Regions from separate parts of the Homo sapiens genome. Here region 2 is linked to region 1. A link is an interaction called in ENCODE POLR2A ChIA-PET data of the cell type or tissue named here. Cell type or tissue: PC-3. All regions are shown on one strand. Each heading gives the region's core, and the rest is flanking DNA. Links, peaks and the distances in the headings are about the cores only.

Region 1 (5,380 bases), core at 288-5,287:
CAGACACTCAGCCACATGTCTGAGGGGGCCTAGTAGGAATCCATCCTGAGATTGAAGTGGTACAGAGGGCCTACGCAGACTGTATGAGCAGGTGGTGCAGACCCTCCCGTGTCATTCACTACTGTCACAGAAGAACTTTTCCTCAGCTCACGCAGATGGCCGATGGGGTGAGGGGTGAATCCCTTACAACCAACTGATGGAGGAGGAAAAAAGCCAAGTTTGGCTCAAGATGGGTTGGTTCAATACGTATCTGCAAACCATTAACGGACTACTGCAGCCATACAGCCCCGTGCTGGTGGTCCTTTAAGACAGTAATGAGGGAAATCATTGCAAGGCAAACATCAGGCTATGAGGTCATCCACGTTATGTGGAAAGAGAGCAGAGGCCAGAAAAAAACATGGAGTCACGGGAATAGCAAATGGCTTGGCTAGTTGGTCAGGGGCCTAGGAGAAAGAAAAGACTGGGGACAGGGGTAGAGGCACATGGACGGATCTCTAGGAGTGGGCATGGAATGTAAAGATTTTTGAGTGCAAGTTAACGCTCACCAGAGAGCATCTGCTGTGGAGGAGGCACTCAAAAACCAAGTAGTCCAAATCATTGGTAGTAGTCCAACCAAGTAGTAGTCTAGTTGACATCAGCCATCTTCTTCAATGGCCACTCCTGTGCTGGCAAAATTGGGTGCATGAGAGGAATAGCTATGGTGGCAGCATGGAAAACGTGTAAAAAGATTCCATTCACCAAGAGTGATCTAGCTACTTACTGATGCTGCCAAATATTTAACTTGAGTGCAACAGAAAGCAATGCTGAGCCCCAATACAATACCCATCCTTTAAGGAGGGCAGCCATCCCTCTGATGGCTGGTTGTTCATGCTGAGCCCCTTCCACTCTAGATGGGAGCAGTTGTTTATCTTGACTAGAATTGACACATGTTCTAGGTATGGGTTTTGCCTTTTCTGCTTGCATAGCTTCAGCCAACAGTATCATCAAGGATTTATAATGTGTCTGATTCACCAAATACATGACCATGGGACCCACTGATCCTATCACATACTGTAGAAGCTGGTGACTTGATAGTACAATTGGATGGTCCTTTAAAAGTACAGCTGAGATGCCAGTTTGTAAATAATATTCTTTGAGGATGGGGTAGCATCCCTTAGGATGTGGGGTACACCCTAAATCAATGACTGTTATTTTGGTTATGTGGCCCCAATGGGTGGAATTCATGAAACTGAGAACCAATAAGTAGAAGCAGAAGTGGCCCCACTTACCATCTTTACCCGTGACTCACTTGGAGAATTTGCTCTTCTTACTCTTGCAACTTTAGACTCTGTGGGTCTAAAGATCCTGGTTTCCACAAGGGAAAAACTTCCATCAGGAGAGACAGCAAGAGTCCCATTCAACTTTAAGCTATTGCTGTTGTAACCGGACCCCGGTTCAGCGGCTCACTGCTAGAAAGCCAGACATGAGAGGTGAGAGTTGGTGGAAGGAAAAGTTGGCTTTAATCAAGTGCTAGCAGGCTTGTGGAGCTGGTTTTTACAACTGGGTTATTTTCCCTTCCACCACCCTCACTTCTCATGTTTGGCTTTCAAGTGGTGAGCAGCCATACCTGGGTCTGGTTACAAACATGGCACCCCATTAGATGCGAACTGACCCCCAGCCCCTGCTCTGCTAGCCATAACTACAGCTTTAATTAGACAAGAGACTGATTTTAGTAACTTTCTCCTGATAAGAGATCATGACTATGCACTAGTTCTGGCCTGTTTAGAGAAATTGTGCACTTGTATGCCTTTGTGTCCTGAAAATAATTTTTTTTTTTTTGAGACGGAATCTTGCTCTGTCACCCAGGCTGGAGTGCAGTGCACAATCTCGGCTCACTGCAACCTCCGCCTCCTGGGTTCACGCCATTCTCCTGCCTCAGCCTCCCAAGTAGCTGGGACTACAGGCACCCGCCACCAGGCCCAGCTAATTTTTTTGTATTTTTTAGTAGAGACGGGGTTTCACCGTGTTAGCCAGGATGGTCTCGATCTCCTGACCTCGTGATCCGCCCGCCTCAGCCTCCCAAAGTGCTGGGATTACAGGCGTGAGCCACTGCACCCAGCTGAAAAGAACTTTTGACGTATAGGGCCTAATTGTAATAGATTTAAATGTTAAGTCTCCACCCCAAATGGAACATGGGTCATGTTCATGTTACATGCATATTTGTTTGATACACGTCATGAATTCGCCTTGATTTATATTAGTAGCTCCTCCTATAACCTGTCACATATATATGTTTAGCTAACCTGTCATCCCCACAGAAGCTCTGGGTACAATTGACAGCGGGGAATGTGCACTATAATTAAGACTGAATGCTGTGTGTACATTCCAGATAACTCTGGAAATACATCCTCAACGCTGCAAGACATGCACAAGCAAATTAATGCTACGTCTGATCCCACAATGTCCTTAAATCAATGGCCCTCTTCATGATCTAGAACAGGCCCCTCCTGGTGAAGAAGAAAAAAGGTTGCTCATAATTTTGTTACCGGAAAGGGGTCTTGATCCAGACCCCAAGAGAGGGTTCTTGGACCTTGCACAAGAAAGAATTCAGGGCGAGTCCATAAAGTGAAAGCAAGTTTATGAAGAAAGTAAAGGAATAAAAGAATGGCTACTTCATAGGCAGAGCAGCAGCATGGGCTGCTCAACTGAGTATACTTACAGTTATTTCTTGATTATATGCTAAACAAAGGGTGGATTATTCATAAGTTTTCCGGGAAAGGGGCGGAGACTTTCTGGAACTGAGGATCCCTCCCCTTTTTACACTATATAGGGTAACTTCCAGACGTTGCCATGGCATTTGTAAACTGTCATGGCTGGTGGGAGCGTCTTTTAGCATGCTAATGCATTATAATTAACGTATAATGAGCAGCGAGGACTACTAGAGGTCACTTTCACTGCCGTCTTGGTGGGTGCCGTGGGTTTTAGCTGGCTTCTTTACCACATCCTGTTTTATCGGCAAGGTCTTTATGACCTGTGTCTTGTGCTGACCTCCTATCTCATCCTGTGACTAAGAATGCCTAACTTCCTGGGAATGGAGCCCAGTAGGTCTCAGCCTTATTTTACACAGCCCCTATTCAAGATCGAGTTGCTCTGGTTCAAATACCTCTGACAACTTTAGCCGTGATTATAGAGATAAGTTTATTCTTCTGCTGTGGGCTGTATTGCTGTTACACACCCACTATGATGCTCCAGCAGATCTCTTCTGTAAGCCCAGGGACTCATGAATACTTTGAACTCCAGGAAGACAGGTTCCATTCCATGGCTCCCTAACTATGCTGTTTTTCAGCAGGAACTAGCAAGAATGAATACACCATCCCTATTCCATAGAGATGGAATACAATTTGACAGTGGGGGAGTTTGTAACCAGGAACCTCAGCTTTAGAAAGTGCCCATTTTCTTCTTCCTTCCCTCCCCTCTCACCTCTTCATTCCTTCCCTCTGTAGGCACTCCCCTCTGACAATGCATGCTTATCTAATTATGCTTTTGCTTAAGAAATCCTGGAGGCTAATCTTGAAACAAACCAGGCATGGAGCTTCCATTGTGGAATTCTCCTGCTTAAGGGGAGTCACCAACAGGTGGAGGGCAGGTGGGTTACGACAATGCCAACTAGATATTGAGAAAAGTGATCTAAGAAGGCCCTTCGAACAAGACACACAGATTCTACGCCCTGCGCTCCTCCTGCCTGTCTCCCATACCAGGTTTCCCTTTCAAAGCCCTATGGTAAAATTTAAAATTTAAGTTGGTACTTCAGAAAACTAGTTCATCATCTTCTTGGTTTCATGCGCGTCCATGTGAAGAGACCACTAAACAGGCTTTGTGTGAGCAATAAAGCTTTTAATCACCTGGGTGCAGGCAGGCTGAGTCCAAAAAGAGAGTCAGCGAAAGGAGATAAGGGTGGGGCCGTTTTATAGGATTTGGGTAGATAAAGGAAAATTACAGTCAAAGGGGGTTGTCCTCTGGCGGGCAGAGTGGGGGTCACAAGGTGCTCAGTAGGGGAGCTTTTGGGCCAGGATGAGCCAGGAGAAGGAATTTCACAAGACAATGTCATCAGTTAAGGCAGGAACAGGCCATTTTCACTTCTTTTGTGGTGGAATGTCATCAGTTAAGGCAGGAACTGGCCATCTGGATGTGTACATGCAGGTCACAGGGGATATGATGGCTTAGCTTGGGCTCAGAGGCCTGAGATTCCTGTCTTCTCATATTAATAAGAAAAATAAAACAAAATAGTGGTAAAGTGTTGGGACAGTGAACATTTTGGGGGATGGTATGGAGAGAGAATGGGCGATGTTTCTCAGGGCTGCTTCGAGCGGGATTAGGGGCGGCGTGGGAACTTAGAGTGGGAGAGATTAAGCTGAAGGAAGATTTTGTGGTAAGGGGTGATATTGTGGGACTGTTAGAAGAAACATTTGTCATTTAGAATTATTGGTGATGGCCTGGATACAGTTTTGTATGAATTGAAAAACTAAACGGAATAAGAGAAGGAGAAAAACAGGTATTAAAGGTCTAAGAATTGGGAGGACCTAGGACATCTGATTAGAGAGCGCCTAAGGAGATTCAGCATAGTCGTGCCAGCAAAGATTATTTATTTACTTCAAGACTTAAGAGTGGCAGTTTGGGGATAGCACTAGGAGATACCAGCTGTGATGGCTTAGAGAAACCATGTAAACCGGCAGTGTAAACAAGAGCAGGGCATGTATGAGTAGTTGAGAACGGTGAATAGGAGTATGACTAGAAAGAAGGTAGTAGGGATGACAAGTTTCTTTGGGGCACAGTTTAAGTTGGTCTGGCGTCAAATGAGTCTGGGGCCTAATAAAAAGGAGCGTCTATACAGAAGCTCAAATGGGCTGTACTTTGTAGCATTCTGAGGACAGGTCTGACTTTTGAGAAGGGAAAGTGGTAAAAGTATTGTCCAGTCCTTTTTAAGTTGGTGGCTGAGCTTGGTGAGGTGTGTTTTTAAAAGACTTTTAGTCCGTTCTACTTTTCCTGAAGACAGAGGACTGTAAGGGATATAAAGGTTTCACTGAATACTAAGAGCCTGAAAAGCTGCTTGGCTGATTTGACTAGTAAAGGCTGGGCTGTTATCAGACTGTATAGAGGTGGGAAGGCTAAACTGAGGAATTATGTCTGACAGAAGGGAAGAAATGACTGCGGTGGCCTTCTCAGACCTTGTAGGAAAGGCCTGTACCTATCCAGTGAAAGTGCCTACCTAGACTAAGAGGTATTTTAGTTATCTGACTCAGGGCATGTTGAGTAAAGCTAATTTGCCAGTCCTGGGTGGGGGCAAATCCTTGAGCTTGACGTGTAGGGAAGGGAGGGGGCCTGAATAATCCCTGAGGAGTAG
Region 2 (5,380 bases), core at 322-5,321, 670 kb before region 1:
ATGGCACCTGGCATTAAATTACAATTTAAAATTATTCCACTTAAAAATGGAATGGGATTAAGAACCCTTTCCCCATTCCCTTCCCTTCTGTTCCCTTTCTCCTTCCTTTTACTCCTCCTCCTCTTCTCTTTCTCTTCTTTATCTCTCTCTCTCCACCTGCCCCCACCCCCATACATACACAGAATTTTCCATACATCTGTTTTGCCCAGAGACACATAGGTATGTTTCCTTGTAGGTTAATTTAGGAGGAAACTCACCCCAATTTTGGCTGGTAGAGCACCTAACCTGAACTGAATCAGAAACCGCTTCACATGCCACATTTCCTTTTCCTTCCATAGCCAATTTACCCCTCTGCTCCCCCCACCCACCACACACCACTTACAGTCAGCAAAGGAAACCCTCCATTACCATCCTATGGAAACCCAAGGAGCCAGAGTTTGCAACATAACAGGAACATGAGGTTAGGATTTCTTTATTCCATAAGAAGGAATGAAGATCTCTAAGAGGGGCATAGGACTCCCAGGGAGGGAAGGCTGTGGGATGGGATGGGGGATGGAAAATCGAAGGAAAGGAGTAAAGCTGGGAGGAGTGAGGACTCTGGACGCCTAAAGAACAAGACCATGCTCACCCTCAAACAGTAGAAGGAAATGAGTTAACTAAAAAAAGTGATTCCTAGACCTCCGAATCTGACTCTGTAGTTCTTTAGGATGTTTATTTGAACCTTCAGAGAGGGAAGGGCTTAACCATCCATCTAAGACCAACACACGTTCTGGCAAGGAAGGAGGGATGACATGGTCCTTGGAGGCAGGCTGTGGTCATTTTCTGAGCCCCTGTGGTGTGTCAGCCCTTCACTTGTGCATCACAAGGTCCTCAAATAACTCCCCAGTCTGGGTCCCCAAGGCTGGTTCCCACACCTGTAGCAATTCCCCTGGGGCAAATCCCCCTGTGGCAATTCCCCTGGGGCCTTGCCTCAGTGGTTACAAGTACGTTGCTACAGGAAGAGACACCTGTGGAAAGAATGGGGAACAAATCACGGAAGCCTTCACCGTCCCCAGATACAGCCTTCCTCACAACAATCCTGTTGGTTGGAAATGCTTTTCTGTTTCCAAGAAGCATGACCTCTTCATGACAGTGGACAAAATGAGTTACTGTTTTCAAAGCATGTTTACAATTCTTTTTTTGACATTCACAACAATCATGTAAAGTAAGTCTCATTTGTTGTTCTATGGTAGATCTGTAGTTGGAAGGGCTAAGGTTCTGAAGGTGGGATCGGATTGAGACCTCTGGCCTTTGGCTCCAAATGCTGTACTCTTATCACTCTAGACCGCCCTTTTTGAGATGGAGTCTCACTCTTGTCGCCTAGGCTGGAGTGCAGTGGCGTGATCTTGGCTCAGTGCAACAACCGCCTCCCGAGTTCAAGTGATTCTCCTGCCTTAGCCTCCCAAGTAGCTGGGACTACAGGCACGCGCCACCATGCGTGGCTAATTTTTTTTGTATTTTTAGTAGAGACGGGATTTCACCATGTTGGTCAGTCTGGTCTTGAACTCCCGACCTTGAATGATCTGCCCACCTTGGCCTCCCAAAGTGCTGGGATTACAGGCGGGAGCCACTGTGCCTGGCCTAGACTCCCATTCTTGAAATATGGCAGACACTAGGCCTCTGCCAAACCTATTAGGTTGGTTACTTTTGCACTAATTTACTATCTCTGACACTATTTCTCCTTTTTCCGCTCCCCCTGTTCAGAAAACACCCCTAATGCATTTTCTGATATGCAGCAGAAAAGACATTGCAGTGGTTTTCAGGAGGGGCAGGTAGAACATCGATGAAAAATTCAGTGAGCTTTTAGCAAACAAAACTCTTGCAATCTAACAGTATTTGGCCACTTACCTAATCTTTTGCATATGGAAAAGAACTAAAGTGTGATGTTTGCCAACTGAGTAACAACAGAATTCTTTGTTGTAATTTTTACCATGGTTCCCAGAATTATTCATCACCCTATGAAGAGAATGCAAATGGGTACAAATAAATTTTCTTTGCTTCTCTTTCATTGAACTATGTTTTGTTCACTGAAAATGCCCTGGATGAAAACATAATTGAGGCACACTCTCAGGAACTGTTTCTCATGCTGGTTTGCAGAGGTTTCCTTCACTAACTAAAACAGTCATTCTACTTCATTAAAGTATTTATGGGAAGCCTCATGTCTTTTTCAATGTCATCCCAGTTTAAAGATTAAGGGAGGTTTGGGTCTCTGAAAAAATACAGGGAAGAATAGCATGGGCAAGGGTAGGGAGAGAAGGAAAGGAAAGAAGAAAAATACCAAACCAAAAACTGTAAATGCATCTGTTTACTCTGCTTAGCTTACATTGCAGCTATACAGAAACAGCACTCTAGTTTTCTCTTGGGTTCATTTTATAATGGAAAATGGGCTCAAACCAGCCATGAAATCTGACATAGGGGATTAGAGCTGGAAGAGACTCTAGAGATAATTTACTCAGTCCCATCCAGTCTCATTTTCCAGATAAGGAAGCTGAGGCTCAGTTAGGTCAAGGAGCTTGCCCAAGGTCACACAGCAAGTTGGCAGAGCAGCCATGGCTGGTATCCAATCCCTGGGGAGGCTCAAAGGCACAGTGGATACCAGCTTCCCCTAGGAGTCAGTGCTGGCCAGTCAGTCCTCCAAGAGCCAAAGCCCAACTTTAGTTTACTTGAAAGCCAAGAAACAAGGAAGTAGGCCAGGACACACCCTACTTCAACCCCTACTTTTGTGGGGTTTGCACCAAGAAGAATTTTCAAGCTGTCATACTCCTGATGTCATGTGCCTTCCTAAGAGTTTTGCCCTTAGGCTGCTGCCTGGGCTCCTCTCTGGATCACGAGCCAGGCCTTGTCTATTGCAAATATTTACAATCTCCATCCCTCCATTTCCCATCTCCTCTCTCCACACTTCCTCACACATGTAACACATGCTTGTCCGAGTTAACCACATAATCTAGAAGGAATGCATGTTTACTCTGCTTAACTTACATTACAGCTATACAAGTGGCACAGGATATGCCTAAATTAAACTAAAAGTAACCATCATGAACATCTGAAATCTAACTTCTGGCTATGTCACAACCACTTGATACTTCTTGCCCTGAGACTTTGCTTAATATCATAGGAATGTCAAATAAACGGAGCATGGTGGCTCGCGCCTGTACAAAAATTAGCCAGGCATACTGATGTGTGCCTGTAGTCCTAGCCACTCAGGAGGCTGAGGTGGGAGGATCACTTGAGCCCAGGAGGCAGAGGTTGCATTGAGCTAAGATCGTGCCACTGCAATCCAGCCTGGTTAACCCAGCGAGACTCAGTCTCAAAAAAAAGTCAGATAAATGCACATCTATTGCAGATCTCGTTAAAGTGGGATGGTAAAGTGCCAAAGAATCTTCTTATAAAGGTACCAGGATGTTACAATGGCACTCGGTCTAAGTTGTGGATCAGCCCCAGCACATGACAAGCAAGTACTCACTTCAAAGGACCTGCTCAGGAGTTGGTTAAAAACTAGTTTTGCACTGGGCGTGGTGGCTCATGCCTGTAATCCCAGCACTTAGGGAGGCTGAAGTAGGCAGATCATGAGGTCAGGAGTTTGAGACCAGCCTGACCAACATGGTGAAATCCTGTCTCTACTAAAACTACAAAAATTAGCCAGGCGTGGTGGCATGTGCCTGTAATCCCAGCTACTCAGGAGGCTGAGGCAGGAGAATTGCTTGAACCCGGGAGGCGGAAGTTGCAGTGAGCCGAGATCGCGCCACTGCACTCCAGTCTGGGCGACAGAGTGAGACTCCATCTCAAAACAAAACAAAACAAAAAAACAACTAGTTTTGTACTTATGGAATGCAGCTAAGCAGTGCTTAAAGAGAATTTCATAGCTATAAATGCATTTAAAAGGAAGAAAGAATAAAGGAAATATACATGAGTCCTACTGATAAAAATATTTAATAAATTAATAAATGACATATCTCGCCAGAAAAATTACAAATAAATTATGTAGATACTCCACCCTAAAGGAGGGGGCATCACTCCATACTACTTAAGTGTGGACTGCACACAGTGACTTCCTCCCAAAACGTACAGTATGGAAAGAGGATTAAAGAAAAAAATAGAGTAACTCTACAGTGGAGAAATCTGACAAACACTACCTCAGCCAGATGATCAAGGTCAACATCTATAGTCATAAATCATGCTGATAGTGTGTACCCGTAATGTGATATGATAAAAATGACACTTTACCTCTGTGAATTTTCTCCTAAAAACCTACAGCACCATTGTAATACTGAGAAAAACATCAGGCAAGTTTCAACAGAGGGACGTCTTACAATATACCTGATCAGTATTCCTCAAAACTGCTGAGGTCATTAGAAACAAGGAAATTCGGCCGGGCGTGGTGGCTCACGCCTGTAATTCCAGCACTTTGGAAGGCCGGTGGGTAGATTATGAGGTCAGGAGATCGAGACCATCCTGGCTAACATGGTGAAACCCTGTCTCTACTAAAAATACAAAAAATTAGCCGGGCGTGGTGGCAGGCACCTGTAGTCTCAGCTACTTGGGAGGCTGAGGCAGGAGAATGGTGTGAACCTGGGAGGCAGAACTTGCAGTGAGCCGAGATCACACCACTGCACTCCAGCCTGGGCGACAGAGTGAGACTACATCTCAAAAAAAAAAAAAAAAAAAAAAAAAAACAAGGAAAGTCTGAGAAACTGTCACAGTCAAGAGGGGTCTAAGGAGATATGGCAAATACAGTGGGCCCTTGAACAACACAGGGGTTGGGGGCTCTGGCTTCCGCCACCCCCCGTGCATTCAAAATTCCACGTATAACTCTTGACTCCCTGAAGACTTAACTACTAGTAGCCTACTGTCGATCAGAAGCTTTACCTATAACATAAACAGCCAATTAACACATACTTTGTAGGTTCTATGTGTTATACACTGTATTCTTACAATAAAGTAAGCTAGAGGAAAGAAATTATTAAGAAAACCATAAGGAAGAGAAACTGTATTTACTATTCATTAAGTATAAATAGAGTGTCCTAAAGATCTTCATCCTCGTCGTCTTCACGTTGAGTAGGCTGAGGAGGAGGAAGAAGAGGAGAGGTTAGTCTTGCTATCTCAGGGGTGGCAGAGGTGGAAGAGGTGGAGGAGGTAGATGGGGAGGCAGGAGAAGCAGGCACACGCACTGTAACTTTACAGAAATACATCATAATTTCTGTCTTTTTGCATTTTCATTTCTCTAAAAACATTTCTATACTACACCAGTCTTCCTTCCACCATTTGCTTTAGTTTTGGTGCCTGTCTCATGGAAGAGTCCGTGTTGTAAAAGAAGTCAAAAGCAGTCCTGAATAATCAGAAT

What was found. ChIA-PET counts read pairs that join two places held together with the same protein. Peaks named below come from ENCODE experiments on the same cell type or tissue, not always from the same donor. Only the 100,000 strongest peaks of a DNase experiment are listed, where the experiment ranks them.
Region 2: POLR2A ChIA-PET joins it to region 1 with 5 read pairs; 4 of 35 experiments call an interaction of 5 or more read pairs at or near these places.

The regions. Positions count from the first base shown.
Region 1 is chr14:71,128,443-71,133,822 of GRCh38, reverse strand. No RefSeq gene overlaps it. Among named protein-coding and RNA genes, the nearest start is that of SIPA1L1, 190 kb to the left of the region's middle. In PC-3, for the core only: no CTCF peak of the experiment used is centred there; a DNase peak (open chromatin) is centred at 3,022; H3K4me3 peaks cover 1,377 bases; H3K27ac peaks cover 1,712 bases.
Region 2 is chr14:71,796,592-71,801,971 of GRCh38, reverse strand. No RefSeq gene overlaps it. Among named protein-coding and RNA genes, the nearest start is that of RGS6, 130 kb to the left of the region's middle. In PC-3, for the core only: no CTCF peak of the experiment used is centred there; no DNase peak of the experiment used is centred there; H3K27me3 peaks cover 1,016 bases.